3 separate regions of the Homo sapiens genome follow, and all the other regions are linked to region 2. The links are chromatin loops, found by intact Hi-C in ENCODE. Cell type or tissue: A673. All regions are shown on one strand. Links, peaks and the distances in the headings refer to the core of each region. The heading gives the core; the rest is flanking DNA.

Region 1 (10,967 bases), core at 1,320-9,319, 330 kb after region 2:
AGTACTCTGTTTTGATGAGTATAAATTATCCTGGATGGTTTTCCAGAAAAAAGGAACACTTTTAACAATCTGTATCAAAGACAGATTACTCTAATGTGGATATAATTAAGAGAGAATGACCAACCATCCAGTGAAATATCTGAAAATTGAATTTGAAAATTAATTAAATGATAATAAAAGCCTATTATAAAATGCAAAAAAATGATTAAAACTAACTGGGTTAGAAGTATCTTGCTAAATCACAGGGCTTGGAGAAAATTCTCTACAGATACAACATAAAGGGCAAAAAAAGAGTTTCTCTGTTATTCTTGGTCTGGTGAGTTCACTGATGCCCATCATGAGGTTGGAAATGGGAAAGTGACCTACTAGCATGTAAGGCAGCCTAGTGAGGTGCAAGAATCACTGAACTAGAAGTCAATAGTTCTTGGTCCTTGCTCGCTGTTTCACTTTGAGGAAGTTATTTCTCTTCTTTGAGCCTTAGCTTTTTCATTCATAAAATAAAGGAATTGGAATAAATGATGGTCGAGGTCTTTTTATGTTCCAAAATACTGTAATTACTAGATAACTAAATGCATTTTTATTGTCTTGCATTCATATTTTACACATTTATTGTGAAATATTGATTTATCTATTACAGCAGTTTGGCCTATCCCAAGATGAGGGGAATTTAATTAATAAATGGAATAAATAAAATGCTTTTAGACTTGCTTTTCATACAGTTTTGAAATTGGCATGCACTCCTAAAACACAGATGGGAACGGTATCTCTGTCTCTGTCTCTCTCTTTCTCTCTCTCTCTCTCTCTCACACACACACACACACACACACACACACACACAAAAGCACACACATACATCTCTACCTTCATTATCCGTATCATTTCTGATTATATCCGGCAACTAGAAGGCAGTCTCAGCATATATAGCAGTCATGACCTCAGATATCTTCTATTTTGAGGCACCAGGCTGTCCAGGAGTCAAGACAGTGAAACAAGTCAGCAATAATATACTAAATGCCTGCCTGAGTCTGACCTGCACCAGGAGATAGGAAAGACAAATATGGCAAGAGTACTTCCTCTTTAGGAGCTTATATAGAAACTAAGTGTTAGATAAACTGGAGCCCAAGACTCTTCTGTATCTGATTCCATTATAACTCTCTTTAACCATCTGATTAAATCAAGGGTGTCAATATCTCTGAAGACTATGTAGACCCTGTGCACAGGGAGAAAAAATGTTTTTATCTCCATATGGCTCATGAGGAAACATTTAGTGTCATAAGCACCTTGCTGCTACATTGTGTCAAATCTTTGGCTTGAGGTAACAGGACAAGCAGTATCTTATCACCTGGAGCTGAAAATAGAACAGCCTAGTTTTCATCAGAGGAAATAGTGGCCCATGACTCAGAGTTCTAGATCAAAGGTCTGTCACTAGTTGGAGCATGTTTAGACATATAATCTCCATTTAGTGTTACGTCTTAATTGACAAACATGGAATAATGCTGCTGCCTGACCTGGCAACAGGGTAGATAGAAGTGGCTATTAAAATTCATTACATTGTTGGAAGTGAAGAGAGGGACACATTGATTCTGTACATTGAGTTTAAACTGAAAGATATAACTTTTTCTGGTTTCTCTAATACATGATTTTTGAAATAAGCCATTAAGAAAGTTGATGGAACATTTGTGTAACATCAGATGTTAATTTAATCTTAAGTAAAGTGACTTTCTTCCATCACATAGTAGAAAATGACAATTGCGGTTAATGAACTGTGGATCCACTTTGGAAATAATAATTTTACTTACCTTCCAGCCACTAATTTAAGTGCTTATCAATTAGTTATTACGTACCCTGAATTTTAGTCAGTAAGATTTACTTCACTTATTAAAATTCAAAAGAACCAATAAAGAATTATTTGAGAATTACTTCAGTAATATTTTAGGAAAAGTAATGGTTATTTTTGACATGATATATAGTGCATAATTTTGTCTTTTTAGTTTATAATTGCATCTGGATAGGCAAATAAAATAACTGACAGCAAAAATAAAACTTGTTAATGCCATGTCATCAGCAATTTTTGTGAAACAAGCATTGGAGAGCAACAAAACTAGTCAGAGGCCTGAGGTATTTTTGCACTGTCACTTAACATAGAAATAGCCATCCAAATTTTGTTTCTATAACCTCGAGGAAATCTAAAAACCTTCAGCATTCATCAAATGATGACTTCACTGTTGCCTCATTAAAGCCTTGGGTGTCAAAATGTACAATGATCAAGATTGTGAGTGCCATTATTTGTCATATTTTCAGGATTTTCTGATTTGCATGTAGTACCTGCACATATTCATGTAACATTAGAGAAATCCACTATCCCACATGCTTCTATTGGGCATTATCTATTATAATACAATCTATTAAATAAGATATTATTCAATTCTTTTTATTTTAATATTATTAGCTCTATATTTGTTTGCTTCATAAGAAGGCATTTTTTTCAAAAGAACTTAATGACTGAATGGTCCTTAAATTACAAGCCACACAGCTAGCACACAATCCAAACCTCAGGAAACCATGGTGTGAAAAAATGAATTTACAGCAAATCATCCAAAGCCTGGAGCAGTGAATCAATGTACAGGGAGAGCATAGCACTTGACCTCTTCCCAATTTCCTTTCGTCATGTCCAGTGTTTGTTTATTCTCTGCTAAAGTGTGCTGAGCCATGTTGGCAAATACTATCATGGGATGTTTCCATTGTTTATTGTGTGGCATAAAGTTTCTTTCAAAATAAAAGCAAGACCCTCTCTGTTGCAGCTCTGGAATGTTTCTCATCACTGGAAGTGTGGGGTCTGACTTACTCTTTATACCTAATTTCTGCTACTTTCTGGGCTGGTACGGGGAAAGTCTGCAGATTTGGTTTGTAGAATCTAAAAGTTTTTAAGACAAAGAGATCATTTGGTTCAATAATTCATATCCAGCTTAAATCTGTTACACAACAGGAGTGGAGGGAAGAAATACGAGGAAGAGTACATTTTATTGTTGCTGCTGCTGCATGAGTCGGGATCTATGAGTAGTGTTGTGTTGGGTGCTATATGCATGAGACAGACACAGTTTCAAATCCCAGCTCTACAATTGACTATTTCTGCGATGTCGGGCTCGCAGCCTCCTTAGGTTTCAGTTTATTCACAGACTAAATGTTGTTAATTCCTGCCTCTCAGGGTTGTGTAGGGTTAACTGAGATCATGAGTGTATAGCACTTAACATTGTACATGGTACATAGTTACAGGCTGTGGTTATTGTTCAGTAAATATTCTTTATGATGACGGTCATGATGAAAACTGCTGATAATTGTGTATTGGAGGATCACTGGAAATTTTCTTCATTCCTGATAGACTATGGCACGGTGCTGTTAGCAGGTTAAAAAAAAAAAAAGGATGTTGCCAAGTAAAAGTGCAAAGATCACTTTATGTGGTCGACCTCCATCCAGTACATATTGTTGGGGTTCAGATTGTTTTTGCTGTGGTTACTAGAGAAGCTTCTGGGGGAAAAGACACTGTATTCCAGTTCAAATTGAGACCCAGTGTGTCTGTGCTTTGAGAAATTTGTTCTGATGACCCATGAGGTATGAGTCACGTTTGTTCTCATGACTAGGCTGGCGAAAATTCATGTGTTGGAATCATGGCTAGACAAGAGGGTGAAAGCATGCAAGGTGTTCTCTGCTTTTAGATTTCTGGAGACAGTGAGAATTTTCTGCTCAGCAGTATAATGAAGGAGGTAGCAAACTAGATAATTCTTCAAAAAGACTGATCTGGAGCTCAAACTTCACAAAAAAGCCCCAGCTGTGACAGCTTTATTAGTACTCCTCACGTTCCTGAGCCTTAGTGTCATCAGCTTCCAGGAGATATTCCCAACCTGCCTGTCTATTTAAATAAAATAAATATGTGCTTAGAATCCACAAAACTCTGAACTAACACAGTGTGTCTAATATTTGTGCTAGTGTTACTGTATAACAACAGAGGTAAATCTGCAGGCAATAAAAGAAAAAAGAAGAGGACAATAATATCAGGGGAATAAGAACAAATGCGTGATCCAGGAAAAGCTATGCCTCAGAGAAGAAACAATAATATTTTATGGGAACTGCGTGGCATGTAACATAGTGATTCCCTATTCTGATTCTCTTTAGTGGACTCATTTAACACTTATACCTACAGACCTGGACCATGATCCATGTCCTGAAGACAGACTTGTTCTATTCATTTTCATTCTCAGATGCACCAGGAAGTAGCTCAGCAGCACCACACCAAGTTATATAATCACAACTCTGTTAAATAACTGATGTTCAACATACGCACAAAGCAAGATAAGTGCTATGGCAAATGATCAGTGGAAAAGTAGCCACAAGGTGGAACCAGAGGGAAGGTTGGAAGCAACAAGACTCCCCCCTAAAGGCTGCCAATTCAATAGGATCTATAGCTACTTGCCAAGATAGCTGATTCAGGTTAACTCTGATTGGTTAAAAATACTCTTTGGATATGGAGATTTAACCAGCTGTAAATCTACCTAATTATTCTTAGCTCATGTCTACATTTTCTCCAAATGATTCTGTTAGGTACATCTCATATGTCTTATTGCAATCAAGAAATAATGCCAACAACTTTCACTTAGAATACTAATGTACTGATACTCCATAAAAAGGACATAAAGTTATTTCAGTGTGACTTGTTTTCGATGAACCCACAATGTCTCCTTTGTAATCGTATTTATTCCATACAAGATTTGGGCACTTTCAGAATCTCCTGCTATAAATTGTTTCCTGGGATTCTCCAACTTTTAGAAAATTATAATAATGTTTCTTTTTCATTCGAATTCTAGAGAGAATATTCGAATGTCCTTTTGAATTTCTTCTGTAATATCAATTAAGTTGGGCAGTAAATGTAGAATTAATTATTATAGTAAGTATTTAAAATCATCTCCTACCTTTTCTACTCTCATATAGTTCAATTTATCCAACCTGTTATTGTATTTAGTCTTAGTATATGGAAGTGTTTTGCTGGCCCTAGAAATCGTGAATGAGCATTGCATTATGGACGCTTTCATAATGAGTTTTGTGAATGAGCATTCCTATTATGCCTTGTGTAGATGTACTGAACTACAAGCTCCTCTGGGTCTGTAATATTAGGAAGCTATTTTGAGACTGTGATGGTTGGAAGGTGAATAAGAAGGAAATATGTAGTGTGGTTGCTGAAACTAGTATTCAAAGTATCATAAAATTCCCTAGTGTATTCAACCTGATGTAATTCATAAATGCAGCAAGAGCATATGGGAAGGGGCCACACTTACGGCCAGATAGGTGCAAGCATTGTGGTTCATGGAAAGCTTTTTGCTGAAAACAAAAGATGGAGCTCCACATCTAGGGGTAGAAAAAAGACAGGCGTTTAGAAATTTAGCAGGAATCAAGGCCTCATTCGGAGTTTCTTAGCCCACAGAAATTGGATTGTTTTCAGTGTACTTTAGCAGAAGACCTTTTAGGAGAAAGGATATAAATAATAAACATAAGGGATCAGGTGAAAGGTCAGTGTATTGGGCATAAAGTGCCAAAAACATACTAAGGTCCAGTATTTACACTATCAAGTGACTACCTTCTTTGTTCCGTATCCCTACCCTGGGATACCTTCTCTCCAGGTCCCTGAACCCCTCCATTTGGACACAGCAGCTTTCAGACACATGTTGGGCCATGCCAGGTGTACACTCATGTACTCATAGGCCTAGCATCCCGCATGCCTAGCCACAAATATACATAACTCTTCCTAGATATTTAAAGATAAGCCAGCCATATATACCCGTTAAAGAAATTATATGAACATAAATATATATACCCATAGTCATGTTACACAGGCATGTTAATACAAACACAGAAATTTACAATCAATCACCATATACATGTGCAACATACATTTATCAATTTGGCTTAAGGCAGAAAACCTTTTGCTACAGGTATGGGTAGATTTCTATGTTCTCTGAAGTTTGCTTAACTTTGGCTCAGATCTGAGCAACGTGTCTCCAAAAGAAAAGTGATTTACTCTATCTACAGTTGGGCAAGCTCTTATGAAGCATGATGATTTTAGATAAATGCTGCCATTTCCTACATATAATTGATACACTTTTGAAAGAGTTTTGATTTATATTCTGTTATCCATTCTGTTTTCTAGAAACACACTGTTTAAATAACTATATAATAAATTCGAGCAACATGAAAAAATATTTTCACCCCAGAAATAGATTATTTGTGTGATATTTTAAGAAAATGTACTCATTCTACTTGGAATAGTAATGTCAACAGGGAAAATGTGGTGATGGGAGAGTTCCATTTTCATTTTTGACAGAGTAACTTATTTCAAAACAACTCTACCATTGAGCATAGCTATAAAAGCTAAGCAAAATAGAAAAGAACAGCTATGTAAAAGCATCAGAAAGCAATAAAAGAAGTGAGAACTTGTGAGGCCAAGGTCCTGTGGGTAATAAAATACATTGAGATTGACCAAATCTTTTCTGTTTCTCTCCCTTTAGAGTCAAATTTTTATGAATAAATAAACAAAACTTGCTGGAGTTTCTTTGGGATTGAAGAACAACATTCATGAACTTGACCTAGTTGACATATACAACACTGTTCCGTAGTTACAATATATACTCTTTTCTAGTGTACTTGGAAAGTTATCAATATTAACCATATTACAGACCATGAAACAAGCTTTGACACAATTTAAAGGGATGATGTTTATTGCAGAGAGTAGAATTAAATAAAAAATCAGTATCAAAAAGATAAACAGAAAAATTCCTTAATATTTGATATTAAACTGTATAGTTATAACTAAATTGTATCAAACAAGAATGACAATGGATATTTTAAGTTGCTGTGAAATAAATGGTAACATAGTTGGCATATAAAAATATGTGGCATGCAACTAAAGACATTAATAAATAAAAATTCATAGACTCAAGTATAAATATTAGAAAATAAGACTGAAAATTAACAATCTATATATTTAGATGAGGACAGGAAATTAACCCAAAGAATTAGAAGAAAAAATAATGATACATGCAGAAATCCGATAAATAAGAAACAATTATAAAATGAAATCAACAAAACCAAAGTTGGTTCTTTTAAAAACAACATTAGGCCCAGCGTGGTGGCTCACACCTGGAATCCCAGCACTTTGGGAGGCCGATGTGGGCGGATCATGAGGTCAAGAGATCAAGACCATCCTGGCCAACATGGTAAAACCCTGTCTCTACTAAAAATACAAAAATTAGCTGGGCGTGGTGGTGCACACCTTTAGTCCCAGCTACTCAGGAGACTGAGGATGGAGAATCGCTTGAAACCGAGAGGCGGAGATTGCAGTGAGCTGAAATCACGCCACTGCACTTCAGCCTGGCGACAGAGTGAGACTCCGTCTCAAAAAACAAAAAACAAAAAAAATTAATCAAAGAGAGGAGGCACAAATAATAAGTATAAAGATTAAAAAGAAGATATTACTACAGATTTTATTGATATTAAGTGATTATAGAAAGATATAAGCAATATTATGATAATAACTTAATTGACATAATTTAACAAAAATGAATAAGAATAAAGGGAAAGTCAATTGTTTCTATATCTAATAAATGTGTCTGTAATTCAAAACCTACTCTCAAAGCAAATTCTGAGTTCAATTGGCTTCACCAGTAATTTCTTTCCAAATAAATAAGGAACAAATTAAATGACACCAATATTATATAAATTCCACCAGAAAGTGAGCAAGATTTCCAAAGTTCTACAAAGCCAACATAACCCAATGTCAAAATCTGACAGGGACACTATGAAATGATAATTACCTCCCAAACTCACTCATGAACACAGATGCTGAAAAACTAAACAATATGGATTTGATTTTTTAAATATATTGCTTAGTTTTTCTGCACCTGTGTTCATAAATGTAGATAGTGGAACTCCCTGGTGACTTCACCTTCCAGATTATTACAAATAGCTTGCTGAAAAAGCCTCCAAACCTTTCTATACAAATCCAAAATGTTCTGCAATTTTTTCGTGCAACATATCTCACTCATTTTTCCATGTCAGTATGTACAGATCCACCTAATGCATATTAATGTCTTTAATTTGGATTTGGACATCTTTTATCTCTTCTACTGATGGATATTTTGGCTGCCCTCAATCTTCCACTGTTAAAAACAATGTGATAATAAACATTCTTGTATATGTCATTTTGTACATAGAAGAAAATAATCTTCAGATTAAATTACTTGAGGTAGAAATATACAGTAAACTAGAATTAATCTTCCTAAAAATTATTTTACTATCTCCTCTTTAGGTTTTATTACTCCCACCTCTGATCTTTAAGGATTTTTTCTGACCATGGCTTTGTCAAACTGTCTATAAGACATTTTAACATCTTGCTAACCCTTCCCAATTGTATTTTTAATTATAACCTTCACATGAGTCAAGTTCACAAACTTGCCTGATCTCAAGCTGTGTCTTCACAGAGTTACTGATGAAAATATTTTAAGCATCAACCACAGAATTACTATCAAAGTCAATATAACTGTTTTTCTAGCTCGTATATTATGCTGAATACGGACATTCTTCTTGCTGGATATGGCTTAAAATGTGAATTTCTCTGTTCCAGATTATTGGTTAGGCTACTGAATATTAAATCATTAATTTTATTCATTTATTAAGTAATTCTCTTAGGGCACATGTTTTTTTCATGAAGGCACAATTTCTAGCAAAGATCTAACCTACAGTTCCAGGAATTTCAATCAGAAGGAGGAAATAAAATCTAAAATAAATAAATTTAAATATTTACTTAATATGGGAATTTTATGTTCAATGACAATTTAATCACCTTATTAAATAATCATCTTATTTAATATTGCATTTAAATAAAACACTTTGATTATGATATCAAAATGTTGTGGCCATATTTTTCTCTGCCTTACCCTTGATAGGAGAGTCTCGATAATTTCCATGGGCTTAGCGGGGCTAACATTCACCAGTCAGTTTTTTTGTGCATAACTTAACAAACAGTTGTTGTAAAATATTGACCTTATATTTGCATACACGGTGTCCCAATCTACCTCACAATGACTTTCTAGTCTAAAAATATATTGTTACTGGAATGATTTGGACACAGGCCCTTCCTCATATTTATGTCTCTGTCTGGTAGTTTTATATCTCTTACCCATGAGGTTTGGTCTCCCACCTAGAGGTACACTTCCTTCCCTAATTCTGCCCTCGAAATATTCCTTTCTTTACCCTCAGAGCTTCCAGGTTGCATCTTTTGACCCTGGTCTCGGTTCCTCTCCACACACAAATACCGGTTTGGAAAGGTGTCTTCATTGGCCAAACAAATGAAAACAGGGGTGATATGGAGGGAGAAAATGAGAGTGGCCCTGTAGAGAAGCTCTTTCCTCTATTCACAATCACTTTCATTTTACTAAGCCCCATTTCCCATATGCCTGGCACAGCCTTTCTTGCAGAGCCCATTCCTCTAAACTGTTGCTAAATCCTAATTCAGTGTTTTCTACACACAAACATTAATTTATTTCTTATGGGTGACCTCCTTAAATAGTCTCTTTGAAAAAAACTTTAGGGAAAATACAGGCAGATATGTCTCCCTTGTCAAAGACAAGAGGACACTGACTCTAACCTTTTTGCACATTTCACTGTACTTTATTTATTAAAATGCTAGCTGTGAAAACCGTCAGAACTCTAATATGCTGGTTCCAAAATTACCAGAACAGTAGCATGAAGCACCAAGGTTTTCAAAGTGCCAGGGAAATAATAATCCAAATAAAAAAGAACAGACCTTTATTTGGGTAATGTGTAAGTCCTTTGCCTACTACATGTGGGAAATATTTTTCATTTTATTTATCCTTTGTCTTTGTCTTTTTGTTTAGTTTTACTCCTGATAAGTTTTAAATTTATAAGCAGTAAAATTAACCTCTTTTTATCATGAAATGCATAACATATATACAGAAAAATACAGGATATAGAAATGGAAAACTCAACAATTTGTCCCAAACTGACCACCAATGTCTGTTAACAGCACCAGGAAGCTCTCTTGTACCCTATCCCAACCAATATTCCATCTCTCCCTCTCCTGTAATGCCCAACCTCAGTCGGATGTTGGTAATAATAGTTGTTTTTTCCCCCTCATTGCTTTGATGCTTAAATGTACATTGCCACCATTAATTATACCTTTATACCTGCCTTAAACATTTTTATTTAAATAAATCAGATAGTATTTTGTGTCTAATACATTTTGCTCAACATTATGAGGCATCCATGTTGATTAATGGAGATCATTCACTTCCTTTTTTCATACTGTTCAATTGTGTTACTATACCATACTTGATTTAGCCATTATTAGGTTGTTTTCATATATTTGTTACTATATTGATAGTGCCATGAACATTCATATATATGTTTACTGTTGTACATGTACAATGTCTTGACTTTTTTGGCCCTTTATATTTCCATATACATTTTAGAAACATATTTTCAGGTTTTATTAGAAAATGTATACACTTTTGGATCACATCACACCAGCAGATCAATTTGAAGAGAGCTAACATCTTTAGAACGAGTCTTCTAATTCATTAATGGGGTATGTCCCCCTACTTATTTATGTCTTAAATTATCTCTATATTATAGTTTCCTCCATAGAATTCTTGCAAACATTTTGTTACATTTAGTCATATTTTATACTTTTTGCAAAAATAATTATTGTACTGCAAATTTTTAAAATTTTATTTCCTGGTTGTATGTTACTTGTTCATAGAAATGTAATTACTTCTTTTTGTTGTTGTTTATTATTTTTTGAGATGGAGTCTCGCTCTGTCACCAGGCTGCAGTGCGGTGGCGCTATATTGGCTCACTGCAACCTCCGCCTCCCTGGTTCAAGCAATTCTCCTGCCTCAGCC
Region 2 (10,967 bases), core at 1,980-9,979:
CCTAGTCACAAATGTGAAATAAGTCAATAAGGCAAATGAGTTAGCTCGGAATATTCAGTGGTCCCAGGAATTACTGCCATTTGGTACTGGTACCATTTTTAGGTAGAAATGTAGTGAAATTTGCAATCTATAAAAATGTCAGGTTGTATCTCTTCCTGAACTGTCCTCTTCCCATTTTTCATTAGAATGATTTTGTAATTCCACAGTAATCTTTAGTAGGAAATACTTATAGAAGTAATAGATGGTTTTAAAAACTCCAAAGATCAGTTTATAGAATATGATACACTTTTTACATTAATGCGTTTTGGAAAAAATGTGTAAAAGTAAAAAATGTTTTTATACAAATCAAATATGTAACTTTTTAAGAAGATACTTGAAAAACGTACATGATGATTCCCTTTTTTTTAATACTAGTTGTCATCTTTTGATATTTTGTAATTGGAAGCCTGCCTTTCCAATTCTGACTCTTGCTTTGTGTCTTCTTACAACTATAACTACAGTTCCTAAACTGTGTATCAAGGCACTTTGTGATACTAAGAGCTGTTTTAAAATTTCGAAACAGATTGACTTCTTGATTTGGTTCTTTGCTTGATCATTACTGGTGTATAGAAATGCTATTGATTTTTGTATGTTGATTTTGTATGCTGAGACTTTATTGAATTCATTTATTAAATCTAGGAGTTTTTTGGAGGAGTATTTAGGGATTTCTAGGTATAAGATCATATTGTCAGCAAAGAGAGATAATTTGACTTCCTCTTTTCTCATTTGGATGCCTTTTCTTTCTTCCTCTTGCCTGATTACTCTGGCTAACACGTCTAGTACTATGTTGAATGGGAGTGGTGAGAGTCTGCATCCTTGACCTGTTCCAAATCTTGGGGGAATGCTTTCAGATATCCCCATTCAGCGTGGTGTTGGTCATGGGCACAATAAAAGAAATAATCAATAGTGTGAACAGACAGTCTGCACAATTGGAGAAAATATTTGTAAATTATGCATCCAACAAGGGACTAATATCCAGACTCTAAAAGGTACTCAAACAACTCAACAAAATACCTGCAAATAACCCCATTAAAAAGCAAACAAAGGACATGAACAAGCGTTTTGCAAAAGAAGACATACAAATGGCCAAGAAGCATATGAAAAAAAAAATGCTCAACATCACTCTTCATCAGAAAAATGCAAATCCAAACCACAATGAGACTCCATCTTACACCAGTCAGAATGGCTATTAAAAGGCAAAAATAACAGATGTTGGTGAGGATGTGCAGAAATCAGAGCACTTATATACACTGTTAGTGGGAATGCAATTAGTATAACCTCTATGGAAAACAGTATGGAGATTTCCCAAAGAACTAAAAATAGATCTACCATTCTATTCAGCAGTCCCACTACTGAGTATGTACTCAAAGGAAAAAAAAATCATTATATCAAAAATATTCCTGAACCCGTATGTTTATTACAGCACTATTCACAATATCAGAAATATGAAATCAACCTAAGTGCCCACTGATGGATAATTGGATAAAGAAAATGTGGTATGTATACACAAATAAATACTATTGATCCATAAAAAAAAATAATGAAATCATGTCTTTTGCAGCAACATGGATGGAACCGGAGGACATTATCTGATGTGATGTAACTCAGAAAGTCAAATACGGCACGTTCTCACTCATAAGTGGAAACCAAATAATGTGTGTACATGGACATAGAGACTGGAATGATAGGCAATGGAGATTTGGGAGGGTGAGAAGTTGGGGGTGGCGGTGTGTGGGGTGAAAAATTACTTAGTGGGTAAAATGTTTACTCTCCAGGTGATAACTACAGTAAAAGCCCAGACTTTGCTACTATACAATTTATACATGTAGCAAAATGGCACTTGTACTTTCTAAATATATGAAAACTAAAAAACAAATTCAAAAGGAATCTACTAATATCCATCAGACACAGTATAAACTACTAGGAAAGGTAGTTCCCAGTTTCACCATTAGATCACGTGAAATTCCTTTTTGGTAACATTGTATCTTTGTGAAACGGGGTTTTAGCAATTTCCAGGATAAAAAGAAAGTACTGCACAAAAATAATATAGTACAAGAAATGAGGGCGATCATCTACAAACTGATTCCAAGGTTTGAGAGTGTGTACAGTGCTCAACAGGTACATGCATCTTGTGGCTAGTTAAAAATGAAATAAAAGTTCTATTTTTCTTTTAATCTATGTGTATTACATTTTTTCCCCAAGTGACTACTAAATTATCAGTGAAAAATGCCTATTAAGTTGTCAGGGCATAACTCAATAAACAAAACTATAACATATGAATTTTGGTCTGGGGGCCCCACATAAAATTTTACTGAAACACTGAGGTTATTTTGCTGTGAGAACACTTAAGACCCTCTGAACTATATGTATTATCTCCAGTGAAATATTTGAATATAACAAGGAGTGTTACAGTGGCAAAACTGTTTTCAAATTATTCAAAATAATAGATGATATGAATTTATAAATATATATAAAATAGTGTCGTGCAGGATACTTTATGCCCTCCATGAATCCAAAAGGGAAAATGTTTGTTGCATCTGAACCTCAACTTATAATTTAACCATACATAATTTTCTATGGTGGATAATAAAAATATTCAGACATGTTCATTAATTCTAATTTATTAACTCTTAGTTGATCTAGTTGTTTAAAACATGTTATTTTGATCAGGTAGTAGACATTGATGGTTGCTTTCCCTGGAATCTACCCACTTACCATCATACACACACACACACACACACACACACACACACACACACACACAAGCACATCACACATACACACACACGTATACAAGGCAACCATGTTATCCTACCTCTTTGCTCCAGATTTGGATCTACCCAAACCAGTCAACATAATTCCATTCCCCTTAGGCCAATGTGTGGTTAAGAATGAGCATGTGATGTGAATTAGTTGGCCTGGGCACGGTGGCTCACGCCTGTGATCCTAGCACTTTGGGAGGCCGAGGAGGGCAGATCACGAGGTCAGGAGATCGAGACCATCCTGGCCAACACGGTGAAACCCCGTCTCTACCAAAAATACAAAAAGTTAGCCGGGCGTGGTGGCACACACCTGTAGTCCCAGCTACTCGGGAAGCTGAGGCAGGAGAATCGCTTGAACCCAGGAGGCCAAGGTTGCAGTGAGTCGAGATGGTGCCACTGCACTCCAGTCTGGGTGACAGAGTGAGACTCCGTCTCAAAATAAATAAATTAATTAAAATGTTGCTTAGCACTGTTTTATGGTTGGAAGAAGAGATGCTCTCACTTGCTCACTGAAGGAAAACTAGGCAGCCTGTGTCACAGGTTGTGTTAGCAGCCATCTTAAAAGAGTTAGGGGAACAAGCCTCAGGAATAGGTCAACTCTATGAAGGCAAAAAACAGTTACTCTATCAAAATAAAAAGTTAGTTTTGGTGACACTTTTACTTTGCTGAACCAATTCTAACTTGAAGCCATCTACGTGTAAACCAACCTGCAACACAAACATATTTGGAATTTTCAGAAAATTGAGCCAATAAGTGTTATCTTTGTTAAAATTTTCTGTTACTTGCAACCAAATCATTTTTAGTGGTACAGATGTCTTACTCCTTTTATAGACACAAGTAATAACACCTTAGAAAGTAATGCTAAAACTCAAACAAAATTTTTTTGTTGTTGTGGGAAAACAATTTGTTGCCATTCAAATAATGATAATAAGTGAGGTTAATTCTGTGTGAGGTTAATTCTCCATTTCTATGAAAAAAAATCACACTTATTTAATGTCATGTAACTACCATATATGTATGTGTGTTTGTGCCTACATGAGTATACAAATACACGGATGTACTAAAAAAAACAGAGACTAACTTTCGTTGAGTTTCTATCATGTGTGAGCCAAGATTATGTTATTTAAAATATGTTTTCTCATATTATGGTTTATTAAATAAATACCCTCAAACTGCACAATTCCTCTTTGGTAAACAAAAATATTTTTAAACTAATTAAATATTTTCAATCTAAAATTTCCCCATTATAGGTACATGCTAGAAAAATAGTGATGGTCATTTAAATCAGTGGTTCTCAACCATGGCTGCCCATGACCGTCCTTGGTTATATGAATTTTGTTTGTCTGTATTGAGGTCTATGCATTATTAACAATGCTCCAGGTTATTCTAAATGTGCGGTTAGGATAGAGTAACTCCATTTTATGAGATCTTCCTCAAAGAGTCTTTGTTCCCACTACCTACTTTTGTTTCTTTAACCTCTCTGCCAAGTTTCTGACCTATGAATAATTAGCCAGCAGCTTTATCCTGTTTTAATTCAGAGTATAGACAGTCAAGCTGCAGCTACATATTGGACTCTGTCAGGAACCTAAGCTAAAATATCAACCCATTTTTTTTCTTTCTTCACCTTCCTTCAGTAAATCACCAGCTGTCAGCATCTCCTTTGGATTTTCTGGCTTTTAAGAGTCAATGCTTAACAAACATCATTTTGCTCCCTTAGCTGAATTGAAGGGCATCAGTAAGAAATCTATTAGGAGGCTTGAGAATGTGAACTTGGGCATAGACTTTAATTCAAGTAATTTTCCTTGCTGTCTGTGAAGTAACAGTGATGGGATGATTGCCTCCTCCCACGTTTTCTTCCAAGCTCTCAAAATGCTAAGCATTACTAATCAATAGCAGGTAAATTAGATTCAATGAAAACTGTTGGTGTTTATTTTCAAACACATTACCACAGAAGTCTTGCTCCAAATGTGACATCTGTGTTTCACTAAAAGGTAAGAAAACCATGACTATTTATAGCTTAAATCATTGCTATGTTGTTTTGTTTTTCTCAATAGCGCTTTCTCACTATTTTCTCAAATTGCAGGACTCTCCAGAAGTGAAATAAATTTCAGAGTCCTAAGTATTATATTTCATTACAATACAGGATACACAAAAGCCTTCAAAATAATTTGATTCCTAATTTTTTGAGGTTTAAGAGAGATTTTCTGGACACGGTGGAAACAGGATATACGCTTTTTTTTTTTGTGATCTGAATCACGCACAATAGTACCAGCTGCTTCCGTTTTCTTACTCCGAACAATATCTTTACACACTGCCATTAGAGAACAGCACTCTCAGGCTTATTAAAGTCATTTGTAAATTGTTGAAGGCAAAGATCACAGTTGGGTGTACATTTCCCAAAATGTATTGTTACTAGATGTCAGGCTTATTCACTTCCTGTTATTTAAATGAGATTCCAGAGTCTTATATATGAGTATTGTGAAAATATAACATAATAAAATACAGAACTATATCTTTCCTGGTTCCTTAAATAATTGGGTTGTGTGTGTGTGCGTGTGTGTGTGTGTGTGTGTGTGTGTATTTTAAAGTCTACATTTTATTTGCATTTCAGAATTCTGGCTAAAAGGCTTATTTTATATATACAGAGAGAGACTTTTATACAACCAATATCTAGAACTCTCTAAACTCACTTAGTTCTCTATGAAATCACCAAAGGTCCAACTAAAATCCTGCTTAATATAACATAAAATGCTGCTAGATTCAATTTAGAACTTACCCCTATTATTTTGTGGCATTACTGTAGCCACCTAAGGTAAGTGATGAAGAGAAGAAAAAGTACGCATCCCCTCATCATTTCCTATCTCCTGAAAAGTGTTATCTGACTTGAAGAAGAAAAACATGTCTTGGGGAAAGAACTATAGACAAATAGAAAAACCTACACTTGAAAGATTCAAAGTTAAAATGGTATCTACAGTGAGAAAGCTTGTTCTCTCCGTCTGACAGAATTCTGCTTTTTTCATCAGCATTCAGTTTTAATGCATTTTTCAGTAATGCAAACAACAATAAACAAATGAAAAAGCAAAGAAAACATATCACTTAGAACCAGATGTCCGATTTAGTTATCATGTAATCAGAGGAGTCAAAAGCCAATTTCACTCAGTAAAGAAAAAGCAGATATGTAACTTTTATAGCCAATGATGCTTTCACTGGGAAAAAAGAGGTTGTTAATGTGAATATGCATGTGAAAGTTACTATTGTCTTTAACGCAAGCTTGCAATATTTTCAACATTCAGATAAATTACTAAAAAAGGCTTTTTCCTTCAATAAGCAAATTCAGGAGAACTTTTAATACAGCAAAATCTAAATGTGATTACAAGTTACACTTTTTGTCAAGGATTTGAAAGACTGTCTATTAGGCTTCAGGTATTTGTGTTATGGGCTTTAGGAAAAACATGTAATACATGCAACGTACAGAGGGTTTTAAATTTGAAAATGTATTAGCAATATTATTAAGATATCCAATTAAGAAGAGTCACACATAATGTTTATTTTGGTATCAAAGGAAACATGGAAATTTTGAGGTAAGGTAGATCAACACTCTTCATTTTACAGATAAAGAAACTCACCTCAAAGAGGTCAAATGACTCACTAAATATAGGCAGTTAGCAGAATAATCAGGAAAAGAAAGCAAATCTTTTAGTTGAGTCACATTTTTTCCATTACAGCACACCTCACTGAGAAGAATCCGAAACGTCACAGATTATCACCATCTACAGAATGAACTATGTAACAAACACAAACATAAATTTATTTTAAATACAAACGTACATTAATTTTTAAAATTTAGCTTGTCTCATTAGATAAACTGTATTAAATACAGGAAAGTATAAAAGTGCAAAAAACATACTTAGTTTAAAAAGGAGGAAATGCTGTCATTTGTAACAACTTCGATGAACCTGGGGGACATTATGTTAAGTAAAATAACTAGGCACAGAAAGATAAACAATGCATGTCACTTACATGGGGAATCTAAAAAGTCAAACTCATGGAAGCAAAGAATGGTGGTCACCAGGAACTGGCAGCAATTAGGGAAGAGAGGCATTGGGATGATGTTAGTCAAAGGATATAAAATTTCACTTAGATATGAGAGATAACTTCAAGAGATCCATTATACAACATGGTGACTGTGGTTAATAACAACGTATTGTATACTTGAAAATAGCCAAGAGAGTAGATTTTAAGTGTTCTCACCATAAAAAATGTTAAGTATGTGAGTTAATAGATACGTTAATTAGCTTGATTTAGCTGTTTCACAATGTACACATATTAAAATGGATTAAATATTTAATTAGTTTTCTCTAAATTGTCTACTTTGGGTCCAAAGTCTGTGAGAATCTTTTGTATTTCTGTGGGATCAGATGTAACATTACCTTTTTCTTTTCTGATTGTGCTCATTTGGATCTTTCTTTTTTTCTTTGTTAATCTAGCTAGCAGTCTATGGATCTCGTTTATCCTTTCAAAGGACCAACTTGGTTTTGTCGATTCTTTATATGGATTTTTGGGTCTCAATTTCATTCAGTTCTGCTCTTGGTTATTGCTTTGCTTCTACTAGCTTTAGGGTTAGTTTGTTCTTGGTTTTTGTTTTTTTAGTTCCTCTAGGTGTGATGTTAGTTAATTTCAGATATTTTTAGCTTTTTGAGATTAGTAGTTAGCACAATACATTTTCCTCTTAACACTGATTTTGCTATATGTGAAAGATTTTGGTGTGTTGTATCTCTGTTTTCATTCATTTCAAAAAATTTTATTAATTTTTCATTAATAAAAAATTAACTTTATTGTTTACCTAAAAGTCATTCAGGAGTAAGTTGTTTAATTTCCATGTAATTGTGTGGAATTGAGAGATCTTCTGGGAGTTGATTTCTATTTTTATCCATTGTGGTCTGAAAGTATGGTTAGTATAATTTCATTTTTTTAAATTTATTGAGACTTGGTTTATGGTTGAACATGTGGTACATCTTAGAGTATGTTTCATGTGCAGATGAGAATAATATATATTGTGTGGTTGATGGGTGGAGTGCTCTATAGTTGTCCACTAAGTCCAATTGTTCGAAGGCCAAATCTAAATCTCCAATTTCTTCATTAGTTTTCTGCCTTGATGATCCATCTAATGATTTCAGTGGGATGTTGAAATCCTCCACTGTTATTGTGTGGCTGTCCAAGTCTTTTTGTAGGTCTTACAGTTATTTCATGAATCTAGATGCTCTAGTGTTGGGTGTGTATATATTTAGGATAGTTATGCCTTTTTGTTTAACATTTATCATTATGTAATGCCTTTCTTTGTCCTTTTTTACTGTTGTTTGTTTAAAGTCTGCTTCATCTAATATAAGAATAATGACCCCTGCTCTTTTTTGTTTTCCATTCGCATAACATATTTTTCTCCAATTCTATACTTTGAGCCTATGGTTGTTTTGTGTGACATGAGTTTCTTGAAGACAGTAGATGAATGGGTCTTGTTTTTTTTCCAACTTGCAACTCTGTGCCATTTATGTGGGGGCATTTAGGCCATTTATATTCAAGGTTAATACTGATATGTGAGGTTGTGATCCTATTGTGAAGTTGTAAGCTGGTCTCTTTGTAGTTTCTATTTTGTGTTTGCTTTATAGGGTCTTTGGGCTATGTACTTTAGTGATCTTTTATGGTAGCAGGTATCATTCTGTTGTTTTGATGTTTAGAATTCCCTTAAGAATCTCTTGTAATTCTGGTCTAGTAGTAACAAATTCCCATAGTGCTTGCTTGTCTGGAAAATATTTTATTTCTCCTGCAATTATGAGGCTGAGTTTGGCAGGATATGAAATTATTGGTTGGAATTTCCTTTCTTTAAGAATGCTAAAAATAGGCCCTAATCTCTCCCATCTGATAAGTTTTCTGATGAGAAGTCAGACACTCATCTCATGAGTGTCTTTCAGGTGTTCTCTGAAGTTCATGTATCTGGATGTCTACCTCTCTAGCAAAATTAGGGAAATTTTCTTGAATTAGTCTCTTACATATGTTTTCCTGGTTATTTCCTTTTCTTCTTTCTCTCTCAGGAATGCCAATAATTTGTAGGTTTGGTCACTTTACATAATACCAAATTTCTCAAGGACTTAATCTTTTAGAATCCTTTTTTATTTTTGTATGACTGGGTTAATTTAAAAGAGCAATCTTGAAGCTCTGGAGTTCATTCTTCTACTTAGTTCAGTCTATTGATAAAGCTTTCAGTTGTATTTTAAGGTTTTTGTACTCCAGAAGCTCTGATTAATTTCTTTTTAAGATGTTTACCTTTTCCTTCATTTCCTGGATTGATTTAGAAGCTTATTTGTGTTGATATTCAACCTTGTCTTGGATCTCATTGAATTTTCTTGTAATCTTGATTTGAAGTGTCTATCTGTCATTTCTGAGTTTCCATTCTGGTTTGTGACCACTGCTGGAGAGCTAGTATAATCATTTGGTGTCACTACATTCAGATTGTTCATGGTGACAGAATTCTTGCACTGGTTCCTTCTCATCTAGAGATCCTGGCAATTCTAATTTTTGTAAATATTTTCATGCTGATAGGATTTTTTTCTTTCTTTCCTTATAATATTATTGCTTTTTTTTTTCTTTCCCTTTTCTTTTACTCCCATCCTTATGGGATGTGACTTTAGAGGGTACTGATTAGGGTCTTTTGGCTTTGCTTCTATAGCCCTATGCACTTCTTTCGGCAGGTTTTATATTGGACTATGCAGTTTAACCCACAAGCCAGTAGATGACACTTATGGGTAAGATACTACTGCAGCCAATATGACTAGGTACATACTTGATCCTTCTTTACTGGAAGAAGCTCTCTGTTGCCTCAGGCAACGGGCTTATTTGTGGAGTGCACAGTGGGCTGAGCTCCCTGCCCTGCCCCAGAGGTACTGGGTCAAGATGGGCAGGTCCAGAACAGTCAGGCCCCTCTACAGGTACCCCAGTGGCAGGCAGAAGCACCAGTGCTTTGGAGGAATCCAGTGGGTACCCACCAAGCACCTAGAGGTGTGCCTAGGCATGGAGGTGGGAAACTTCCTCAGCTACAAGTTATCTGCATGGGGGGAAGAGGTAGCCTAAATTTCTAATCCAGGAGAGTCAGTGCTCCATGTTCCTGGAGATCTGCCTGGCCATGAAGTGGAGAGGCATCCTTGCACCAGGATCTCTGCACAGGAAGGGTGGGGCATCTCAGCTCGTTAGTCCATGTGAGTGGATGCTCTGAATGCCTGGAGATCCGACTGTGTGTGGAACAGAGAGGCCCCCACTTGCACCATGATCTATGCACAAGAAAAATTAATATTAATTTTTTTCTTTTTAAATGAATATTACCTTCCTGGAATTCACTCTATATTAGTTAATAGGGATCTTTCTCATTCTGTTTTACAGTTACATAGTACTCACTTGTGTGTATGTAACATAGTTTATTCAACCTCTCTCTAAGCTTGGACATCTAGGTAGTTTTCAATATTTTGTGATTACAAATAATGCTTCAATAAATAACCTTGGTCATTTGTATTTTCATATTGTTGGAGTTGTGTCTTCAGGGTAAACTCTGAGAAGCTGGACTTCTAAGTTGAAGGATAAATGCCTATGTGCCTTTGATATATTTTACCAAATTCTCCTTCATATGAGATTGTAACATTTGGATTGTTACTGGTAATGTATGAGAGTGCCTGTTTACCCCAGGCTCAGCATGAACTTTATACAAAAGTTAAGATGATGCTGTTAAGATCATATTATTTCCCAATTTTAAAATATCACATTGTATTACAGGCACTTCCATATGCCATTAAAGCCCTCTGTAAATATGATTGTATATGGTTACATTATTGTCCATGAAGGCACTATACTATAATCAATGCATTCCATTTTGTACATTTATATACTTTTTAAATATTATTTTTACACTAAGTTACAATGAATATTTTTATTTTATAATCATTCATCTATGTGTAAGACTGTGTCATTAGAATAAATTTCTAATATTTTTTCACTTAGTATCTTCATATGAAAGACACTGAAGCTTAGAAAAGTTTTTGCATTCTGTGAAAGATCTTTAGCAGAAATATTTTGCTAAAATCAAACAATTTACACAAATATGTGGGGCAATGAAGTTTTATTAAG
Region 3 (10,967 bases), core at 1,665-9,664, 72 kb after region 2:
AGATATTCTTTTGTTTGTTTTTGTTTTGTTTTGAAATGTTTTACGAAAGGCCAGGCTTTTCCCACACCCATCAAATCCCTTAGCTGCCAAGACTGATCTAAGTGGCTCCCTGGGAATTATAATCCTTCTATGAATGTGAGCAAAAGAGAAATTATATCTGTTCACACATTAAAATGTCCTTTGTAAAAGTAAATCTAAGGAACCTGAAAATCTAAAAGACATTAAGAGAAAGTCATCAGGAAGATCTTGAAATAAGTTATACTTGGTTTTCTCTGGCTTATCAGTGGAGAAAGTTTTGGTGCTCTCTGGTACTCTTAACTGTCCACCCGTCTATGATGTCTAGGTTAAACAAAACTGCATTTATTCTTCTTATGTTCTTTTCAAGGAAGCCAGAAGTGGGTATAACAATAGTGACTTCCAGGCTTGCGGAGCTATTTGTAAAAATGCATCAATATCAACACATTTCAAGCAACAAGCTGAACCTTCCCCGGAGCAAATCACATTGTGAGGTTTCCTAATGAAACTGTGTTTTCGAATTAAGGAATAAATGCAAAATATGAACAGATGAAACATGTTTGAACTCAGAATCACTATATCTCAGATTTGCTAAGACGTGCAGGTGGTTAGGCAGTTCCATTTATCTTTAACACCTAAGATAGGCTTTCTTATAAATTCCTTTTAAAGTAGCTTTTTATACTAAAGTTAAAAAAAGATCTACATATAAAGCACTCTAAAAAGAATTTCTTGTCAATTAGAAATGATAATATTCACCTGTTATTAGCATATGGTATACTGCCATTTCAAAACTACCAATGACTCACGTTACAAATGCAGCTATTTTTAGGATAGTATGTGAATGATGTTAACAATATCCCTTGAAAAAAGGTACTATTTGATCAAGTATTTTGGGATAAAAAAAGGAAAAATGAATTTGTTATATCCCTAAATTACTGTTAGTAAAAGTGTTCATTTGGCCATCTGTATGTCCTTGCTTTCTCCTTAGTCAACAAATTACACAGACACCAAAAAGCAATCTGCTTTACATGAAATAGCTATGTATTTATACATTTTAAAGAAGAAATGTAAAGTCTCCTTAGAGGTTATAGAGCACATTTGATATCAAATTTAGGGCATCAGCATTCTGTATACACTTGTGCCAATCCTATTTACACTAAGGATTCTTGTAATTGCTGTGAAATCCTAGCAACTATATCCTAGAAATAAAGTTAGCAAACTAAATGTGACTAAGCAGAAGTCTAAAATATTACTATAATTTGTGTAAGATTTAAGGTTTATTAAAAGGTTCCCCAAAACAGTACTGGGGAAAACTACCCTTAGAAAGAATTCTGTGGCCGGCAGCCATGTGAGTACTGCGTATTCTAAACTTCCTAACAAGCACACTTTATTTTTTTTTTCTCTTTCCACCATTAATCACAGTCAATTAGCCGCTTTCTCATATGTCTTTCTGGAACACTTAGAACTTAAGATGAGTGCCTCAACTGTCCTCCATACATTGAATTGGAACACCAGAGAAAAGCATTACGGCTGACTGACAACCGGATTAGTGGTTCGTACTAGAAGAGCTGACGCAACCTTCAATACACCAGAACACAAGAGGCATGGTTCTACTTTTGCTTAAAATCATAAAACAGGTTATAAACAGCAAATGATGCACATTTGGTACCAAAATTAAAATGCAAGTTTAAAAATAATGGCTTAGGGGAAAGTTTCAGTAGAAACTGGGTCTAAGTAGGGCATACTATTGTGAGTAGAAACATTCCTGAAATGCTCCTTCAGTAAATACAGGCCTGCCTCTTCACAGCAGTTTTAATTCTAATTAAGACAAACATTTTTAATTAAGCCTTAAAGATCCTGGTGAAGGGCCTTCAGTAAAAGTGTCCTTGGTGGTTCCTCCCAAGGTAATTTATTTTGAAAGACAAAGATGTGGATCTCTCAAAATCTTCAGAGAAGACATTTCCCTCCCTGTTTTCTGCTACTCCACACAGCAAACAGACGAAAAAAGCTGCTTGCCCTTTGGAACAGACAAGAAAAGCACTGCTGGTTTTGATTCGGGCATTCCCCTTCCTTTCAAAACACTGGCGGACAGAAGCTTCAAATTCACATAACATAAGAAAGTACATTTTGTAAAGTGGGGACACAGAGCAATTTTCCATATCTTGTTTCCTTTCCTCCACCCCCGCCCTGTGTCCCACCATCACCGTGGAGAGCAAAAAATGAACTGCTATTATATATACACAAAGTCAAGAACTTGTTCCAGAAAACCTCTAACAAAATCATCTCTACTTTTTACCCATTTGCTTATGAATTCTACTTTATCTGGGCTGAAAACTATTTTTTTAAGGCAAGATAAGATGAAAGCTGATTTTCAGAAATCCAAATAGAAATATACGCTGGGCTATGACTTTCAGCAAGGGGGTAGAATAAACAGGGAAAAATCCCAAACTGGGCCTGCCTTTGATTTTTACTTTGCAGAGTGCTATTACCGCTATATTTGCATTAGGCTTGCGTCTCCATATTTCCTTGACTAGAGAGGAAAAAAGCTGAGATAAATGGGTATGGAGGCAATTAAGAAAAGGTTAGCAAACACTGTATGTTGCTCTGCAAACTCGAGCTGGCTTCTCCCCATTCCCTACATTCCTGGCCAAGAAAAAAGGGTACTGGCTTGAAAAGCAAATGTGAGTTGAAACTGGTTTCTCTAACCTATCTGAAAAGTCTTTATGCAATCAGGGGTCTATTATTTCAGGAGACAGAGAGAAAGGGGCAAAACATTCACGTTGCCAAGGAGTCGTGCAGTAGCTGTCATTCCTACATAAATTTTATTATTGAAGAGGGGAAAGGAGATATTTTCGCCAAAGTTTATTTGGATCCCCTGGTTACCGAAGAAAGAAATTCTGCCGATTTATTTTATCTTTAGTTGTAAACTGCCAACCCTGAAAGAATTGAAGGACCTAAATGTTGACCTCCTGCTGCCAACCAGTTCCCTCCACAGTGAATTAACCAACAAAGAGGAAACCCTTCAATGGGAATTTTGAGGTAGTATCAAAGAAAAAGCCTTTTTTAAACACAAAATTAAATTTACAGAAGAAACTTGGTCAAATTTTCCTGTGTTATAACAGGAAACCAAAGACAAAAGAAAATCAGATTTTTGTGGCTTTTTGTGCTATTTCAACTTTGTTACAACTTGAAACGTTTCCAGGAAAGCTTTATAAATAGTCCCAGAGAAGACATGAAACTGGAAGGAATGTAATGAGTTTCTCAGGTGTCTATGTGTGTGTGTGTGAGTCTGTGTATGTGTGTGTGAGAGAGAGAGAGAGAAAGAGAGAGAAAGAAAGAAAATCGCCGGCAGGTCCTCTCTCTTTATTTCCCTTTCTCTTCGCTGACACCAGCAGTTGAAGAATCAAAATTAGAAAGGAAGGGGTTTGTAGCGAGAAATCATAAGTTGACTGATTTTTGCTAAGGGCATAACTGGGGCGCCGGGGAAGGCAACTGGAGGGTCAGGGAGGGCGGAAAGCAGTAAAGCCCCCTGGGACTGGTAGCCTCAGTAGCTACCTTATTCTCCACTCCCCACCCCCATCTTATCCATTTGCAGCTTTCAGCGCTGGCGGAATAAAGCACAACTTTCTAGGCATCTGTGAGTAGCTCATGGAGAAAAGAAAGGTCTGGAGGAGAGAAGAGTTACTTAGAGTGGCAGAGAAAGAAAGGCAACTCACAATCAACGGCGGCGTCACCAAAAAAGGAAAGGAAAACAAGCCTGTCCCTCTCTCAACTCTTCATATCCATCAAAAACGTAAGGAAATAAAATCCAAACCGAAATACATTGGTGAAAACGCAGATAAGGTGGAGTGGAACCGGCAGAAATGTGAACACTAGGCAAATTCGTCCTCGAGAGAGGAAGGAAAAAGAGTGGGGAAGACCGAACAGCGAACCCCCGCAGCATCTCGGTGGAGTTGGGGCGTTTTTGCCTGCTTCTTTTTTAACGGGGGTGTGGAAGGCGTCGCATTTTTTTACACAGCCACATGGCTCTCGCCTCAAATGATAACAAATACCCAAAATAGCGTACGTGTTACTCCAGAACAGGAGGAATGGCCACGGGGAAGGGAGAGGGCGTGGGCTGTCGCTTTAGGTTTGGCGACCAGGGATGGGGAGGGAAGAGGGGTGGATGCCAGGGAGGTGGCGGGAGCCCCAGGATCCGAGAAGGGCCTGGACGGGGTGGGACGGGCCAGGGCAGAGGATGCGGGGACGTGGGGACAGGCGGTGACTGTCCTGGCAGTGGGGCGCGGGGCAGTCCGGGGCGGGAGGCAGGGGTCGCGGCGCGCCAGGCCCTCACCGCTGCTGAGCGTGGACTCGCAGTGCCAGATGTCCAAGCTGGCGGGTTTCCGGCAGGACTCCCACAACGACAGGTAGTACTGGTGGTCAGCTGTGACCCAGGCCGGGCTCAGCACCGCCCCCAGGTCCAGACACAGCGCCAGGAAGATGCACACCAGCCCGACCAGCTTCAAGGGGGTCAGCACCGACACGCGCACCTCCTCCATGCCGCTGCCCGCCGAAGCCATTCCTGGGCGCCGCTGTCGTCCGCCCCGCCGCAGGCGAGGACGCCAGGCGGGTCCGGAGAGCCGGGAGCCGGACCTCCCGAAGGGAGAAGCCGCCGAGCTGCCACGCGCGGGGACTCGCTCCCTCGGGGCTCTGCGCGCCCCCTGCCGCGCGGCCAAGGTGGGTCTGCGGAGGCGGCCGGCCGGGTGTGGGTCGTCGGCAGCCGCAGCGACGTCGATTCCACCCCGGACCTTCGCCGCCGGCCCCGCGCCGCGCTCTGCCAGCGCCCGCGCCCGCTCCTCCCGGCTCGGCCGGGCTCGCTCCGCCCCGGCCCCTCCCCGGGCTGCGGGAGGCGGTGCCGTACGGGGAGGGGCGGAGGGCCAGCACTTGGTGGCTTCGGCTCCAGTTCCCAGTGCCGGAGGCTCGCGCCTGTCCCGCCCCTACCCCGCCTCTGGCCCGCGGGCGGAGCCCAGTGCCAGCCCGCGCCCCCGATTCGCAGCGCGCGGCAGTTCCTTGAAGCAGCCCCGCGCCCAGCCCGGCCCTCGCCGGGCCCCCAGCCTCGCTGGCTCCAGGTCGCCGGGCTCTCCCCTTTCGCCCAGTCACGTGGGTTTCCTTTTCTTAGGGAGCAGGAGTGGGCGGTTTTCTAGAAGGCGCCAGAGGTGGATTCCTAGGTTTCCTAAGCTGTGCCTCTTGGAGCAAGGACAGGTCCTCTGTCTCTCAGTGATGTAACACGCCCCTCCCCGGACAATTTCACATCCTGAGAGATTTGCGGGACGGAGGAGAAAAGTGACTAAATGCATTTTGCCCTCTTTTCAAAACCAGACGGGCCCAGGAGTCCCCCGGTTTTCCCTGTTTTCTCACTTCTCCGCTAGCCTGCTGCCGCTTCTGTTCTCTGGGCTCACCTGCTTTTGCGCCCCCCTATGAAGGGCATTTGCTCTGAAAACGCAGGCGCTAAAAAGGAAATGAGAGCTCCTGCGAAATATGAAGTAAGTCTTATTTCCATCTCCACTGCTCTGCCCTTTGGGTGTTGGCTAAAACCTTTATTAATTCCGCTTTGCATTATGCCAAGCTGGATCTAATTCCCCTCCTGGGTATTAGGATGTCCTTGTCCTTAGCAAGATCTAGCCCAGGACCTGCAATAGGAAAAGTGATGTGTATATTTCCTGAATGGTAAACTAAGCAGTCTACAAATATTTGTTGAGCATCTAAGGGCTAAGGATTCAACACAATAGGACATCGTCCTGTTCTTAAGTAGATGCACCATATTTTCTCCCTTATGTGAGGACTAAACACCTCTTGAAATTGAAATTGAAATTTTGTAATTGCCTGGTTCAGCATGTGATTGGTGGGTTATCTGTCTCTTGTAGCTCTTTGACTCATCTCCATCTTTTCTATAAAATAAATAATTTATTGAATACATTAATGAGGAGGGGCGATGTTTCTAGATCTTTAGTCATCCCAAAAACTTGGTGAGACTCCCAAAACAGTGGTTAAGAGCTGAAGAATGCAAGAAACATGTTCTCTCTTCTATGAAACACAATCCTCAATGTTGCAAGATTTCATACTTTTGGTTGATAAAAATTATTTTTCCCCAACCACATCTTTCCATAGGTTGAACACATGTTGACTGCAGCAACATTTTGGGCTAAGAAACAATCGAGTTAGTGTCAAATGAGAACAAACCTAATGTAAAATAAACGCCCGGGCTTTTCTTATATTTACAATTTCGGGAACTTTTCTCCCACCTCTCAATCATTACCGTGCTAATTATTGCAGGACCCTTAACAAAGAATGCCTAGAGCATCCAGAGCTCACTAACCTCCAAATCCCAAAGGGCTTCTTGGCTTCTCAACTAGAAAGAAGCCTAAGTGCATATTCTCCTTAAAAAATTAGGGAACACTGAAAAATTTACAAACCGGGACAATTAAGAGGTGACCAGGATTGTGTGACTGTTCTTTTATCTAGATTTATAATGTGTATTCAAAAGTAATAAGAAAATGTCTTGAGTGTGCTCTCAAAGATATAAAGAAATCTTTATTTTGCCTCCAACTTCTATCATCTTCTCTTTAATAAGTTTATTTTCCAATTAGCCAATAGTTTTCTTTATTCTCTTCAATGCAGGCTTTCTTTCCCCTCTACCCCTACCCCAACCCCCACCTCCACCCACATTTTTGCTTAATTTTTTTCTGGCTTGTTCTCAACTGCTTGCTTGAGTTACTCCATCCTTCTTTATACTATCTAAAAAAATTGTCTCTATACTGTCTCCAAAACTAGAAAAGTAAACAATTTTTAACAAAAAGCCAAATTTTCCTTAAAAAACTCTATTCCTCTATTAATAATTTATAGAATTTTGCACAACATAGGCCCATCAACCATCCCTAATCCTCAATTTCAAAATACAACAAACTCTCAAAAGTATTTTTTTTCTTTTCATATATTTGTAGCAAACTCAGGGGCACAGGGACACTTCCTCTCCAACTGCTGAAGGTTCACTGGAAATGAACTGAGAAAAGGCAGATTAATTGGAGAAAAAAAATGCATGTAAAACTTATTTTATGTGCACAGGGAAAAAAATCACAGGAGTGTGATTACCCAATAACACAATGAGGTCCAGATGCTTATATACCCTTCTTCACTGAAAGAGAGATGAGGGGTGTAGGAGTAAATGATTGCCAGGGGAAACTGGGCCCAAAGAACATGGCCTGAAACAAAGTTTTTCTGAGCTCTGGGGAAGGTGGCAGTAAGGTGAGGGGCGGAATGTCACTGTGAACAAAGGTTGTCTTGTTATGCAGATTGAGCCTCCCAGGTAATTTCTGAACTGCCCTGGAAGGAATAGATGAAAAGTCAGTCCTGACATAGTGAGAACTCCCAGTCTCTTCTGGGTGGTTGATCTTTCCTGGTTATTTGATGAGATTTCAAGGGAAGGGGTCTTAAGATAATTGCATTTTTTTGGAAAGGAGTTTTCTTAGTTATATAAGGAAATTCCAGAGGGAATTCCTCCTGGTGCTTCAGGAAGCAAAGAGAGTCAGAGAGACAGAGAGGCAGGGAAAAGTCAGAGAGAGTCCTTGAGGCTGATTCTTGAGTTCAGTATGTCAAAGCACCATATTTGGGGGTTTTGTTTTATCATCCAAAAGACCACCAGGATGGCTAAATACTAGAAAGAAGAGCTTTATTGTCGATATTAGTTTTCAAACTGGGAAGAGAAGGTCTCTGGCAGGAGCCGAAGGTGCTCCCTCTTTGAATAGGGGAAGGACAGGTTGGGTTTTATACCTCACGGGGTCCATATTACAAAATATAATCATATATATTCAGCAAGTTTGGGAGAAAAGCAATACATATTTATCAGAGGAGAAGAAAGCATGCACAATGGGTAAACATATATGTAACATCCCATGTTCACTTTGGGGCAGGGTCTTAGCACTAAAACGAGGTGGAATTTGGCTCTTTACATCAAAAGTTGAACTGTATGACACAAAGACAGTTTCTATGCAGCCTCTGTAAGCTGGCTGAAACTGGCTTAAGGTCTGTAATTGCTTATGAGAAAAGAATGTTTATAAGGTCCGTACTATGTCCAATCAGAGCTGCAGTGGTCTGGGTTGTAACTTAGAATTAGTAGGAATCTGATAGCTCCTATTGTTTGGAAGTTCAGAACAGTAGGAATCTGGAAATTTGCCATGTCAGCTAGGCCCTGAACCCTAGACCCATAAGTCATTTTGTTTCCTTAACCACAGGGTTCATATTAGCTAATATAGGGGCATCTATTTCTCAGATTAGAGCTTTCTGATCCCCAACAGTGGGAAAACATCTTTCAAACTGATGTGAGGCTATCTATGGTTTCAATTTATCCATTTAGTGTGAAGAAATATGTAGGCAGAGATCCCACAGTGTATGCACCATAGTATTCTTCGAATATCTGAAAAATCATGAATTGCCCAACATAGCTGGCCCCAAAAGTTTCATATAAAAGACAGTAGACTTGGCCTGGTGCAGTGGCTCATGCCTGTAATCCCAGCACTTTGGGATGATGAGGCGGGTGCATCACCTGAGGTCAGGAGTTCGAGACCAGCCTGGCCAACAGGGCGAAACCCTGTCTCTACTGAAAATACAAAAATCAGCCGGGCGTGGTCGTGCATGCCTGTAATCGCAGCTACTGGGGAGGCTGAGGCAGGAGAATCGCGTGAACTTGGGAGGCAGAGGTGGCAGTGAGCCAAGACTGCACCATTGCACTCTGGCCCGGACAACAGAGCAAGGCTCTGTCTCAAAAAAAAAAAAAAAAAAAAGATGATAGACTTGTATTTACCCTAAAAATGGGAAAAGTAGAATGGGAGATTCCAAAATTAGCAAACATTGAATGAAAACCTACCCCCCAAAAGGTATCTGACTGGAAGTGGGTGGTAGTTGGGGTGGGAAGTGACAGTTAAGATTTATGTATGTATCTTATGTATGTATCATATATGTGAATATATATGTGTGCGTGTGTATGTGTGTGTGTATGTGTGTGTGTGTGTGGCAGAAACAAAAGTTAAAATAGACCCAGATTTGAGAAATGGATTGAACTGTGAAGAAAATTCAAGTCCCTAGTCAAGGAGATTTAAGATCTCTTAAAAGGGATGGCTTTGTTGGCCCTGCACTGTCACATCACACAAAGGCCAGAAGCCACCTCCTTTACCCGAGGCTAGCTGAGGCACCATATCACCATGATCACCCCTGTCCTGGGACCTTATGGGGCAAAGGCTACAACTAGAGTCATATAGTACAGGAGCTCCATGAAAATTGGGTATATGAGTTGTATAGCCAGGGAAAGGCAGGAAGTTGTCTCTCTCTGAACCCTGAAATAAAGGATGAGATCATCTCCAAGCTTGAACCACTGAGGCCACAGAAACAGGTCAGTAATGTGAGAGGTCAAGGTCAAATGGAAGAAACTGGGAAGTTCATCAGGGAAGTGGAAAGTGTCATAGCTGGAGGTAGAAGGTGTGGAAGAGATGTGGGGAACACATTTCAGATGTTGAACTGGTCTTAAGAAAATAAAGAGAACTTACTGTCATGCTGTTAGCTTATAGCCTATCAGCAAGTACACTAACTCTGTGTTTTTTTTAACAGTTGAAATGTGCAACTACTTAAGTTCAGTCACGTGGGATAAACCACTAAGGACTTAACCAATTAGGAAGGAAAAAATTATTTACTGTTTTCAAGCCCAGCAAATCTCATACATTGTCCAAGTTCCCAATGTGTCACTGTCACAGCAGCCACTGGTCACTGCCAATCTTAAGCCCATTTTTTAGATGGGCAGTGGGAAGGTATCCTCCAGTTTTTCCGACTTCCATCCATATAGAGTAGGCTCTGTCCATTGGGTACAGGGCCACCTGGTTGGGCTCTTTCAGTTGCACTTCTCCTTCCAGATCCTGGAAAGTTGTTCATACACTGTGGATTTCAGCACTGGGATCACATCCAGACATGCACTGGTTAGACCTCTTTGCTCTCAGAGAGAAGAAATTGAATGGAGGGACAAACAGATTCCTTGAGAGAAAAACAATTAAATATTCATTGAAAAATTAGAAATACACTAGTCCTCCCATTATCTTCAGGGATATGTTTCAAGAACCCCAGTGGATGTCTGAGACCACAGATAGTACCTAATCATATATATAGTGTTTTTTCTATACATACACACCTTAGATAGAATTTTATTTATAAATTAGGCACAATAAGAGATTGATAACAACTAATAATAAAATAGAACAATCATAACAATATACTGTAATAAAAGTTATATGAATGTAGTATCTCTTTCCCTCTCAAAATATCTTATTTTACTGTGCTAACATGTTTTCAGATCGTGGTTGACCTTAGGTAACTGAAACCGAGGAAAGCAAAACTATGAATAAGGTTAACACCATTGTACCCATTGCTTGTCCAGTGGAACAAGTAATAAGGTCAACAAGATACTTTAGGAATAAGAAATGGAAAAGAGCACGTTAGAGGTTTACTGTCTTTACTATACTTTTATTCTTGAAGTCCACTCCAGAAAGACTGTGATTTGAGTGAAACCATAATATAATGAGGCCTACCTGATATTTATGGTAATTAACGAGGTCAAGAGGGCTCCAGATTCTGGTGCATTCTGTTTCATTTCTGGGATTTCTTGTTGCATTGTTGCAAATTTTTTGGCTTAAAATTATCATAAATGACGGTGATTGATAGTTGCTGTTTCTGCTTTTATTTAAAAAATACCATTTATAAAAATTAATAATCCTGCATCTAAAAATCAAAATTTTATCATTTTCTAATGTCTTTTCTATTTTAAAAATGTACTATAAAGTTGAATTAGTTAGATTTCGGTCAATAATATCAAGTAACTTACTATTCACATTAGACGCTGTTTTGATTTCAGATTAATTGATGTTTCACAGTAGGAT

The links. Hi-C counts contacts between places; a loop is a spot of excess contacts. Peaks named below come from ENCODE experiments on the same cell type or tissue, not always from the same donor. Only the 100,000 strongest peaks of a DNase experiment are listed, where the experiment ranks them.
Region 1: a loop joins it to region 2, with 2.1 times the contacts of the local background. A loop is called at or near these places in 3 of 110 quality-filtered maps.
Region 3: a loop joins it to region 2, with 5 times the contacts of the local background. A loop is called at or near these places in 7 of 110 quality-filtered maps.

Annotation. Positions count from the first base shown.
Region 1 is chrX:34,914,664-34,925,630 of GRCh38, forward strand. No RefSeq gene overlaps it. Among named protein-coding and RNA genes, the nearest start is that of FAM47B, 23 kb to the right of the region's middle. In A673, for the core only: a CTCF peak has its summit at 4,387 (motif pointing right); a DNase peak (open chromatin) is centred at 4,408.
Region 2 is chrX:34,580,639-34,591,605 of GRCh38, forward strand. No RefSeq gene overlaps it. Among named protein-coding and RNA genes, the nearest start is that of TMEM47, 71 kb to the right of the region's middle. In A673, for the core only: no CTCF peak of the experiment used is centred there; DNase peaks (open chromatin) are centred at 4,573 and 5,113; H3K4me3 peaks cover 972 bases; H3K27ac peaks cover 3,115 bases.
Region 3 is chrX:34,652,456-34,663,422 of GRCh38, forward strand. TMEM47 (transmembrane protein 47) reads right to left here and starts at 4,830. Exons shown (of 3, transcript NM_031442.4): 1 at 4,349-4,830. The coding sequence starts at 4,574. In A673, for the core only: no CTCF peak of the experiment used is centred there; a DNase peak (open chromatin) is centred at 4,936; H3K4me3 peaks cover 3,510 bases; H3K27ac peaks cover 3,529 bases.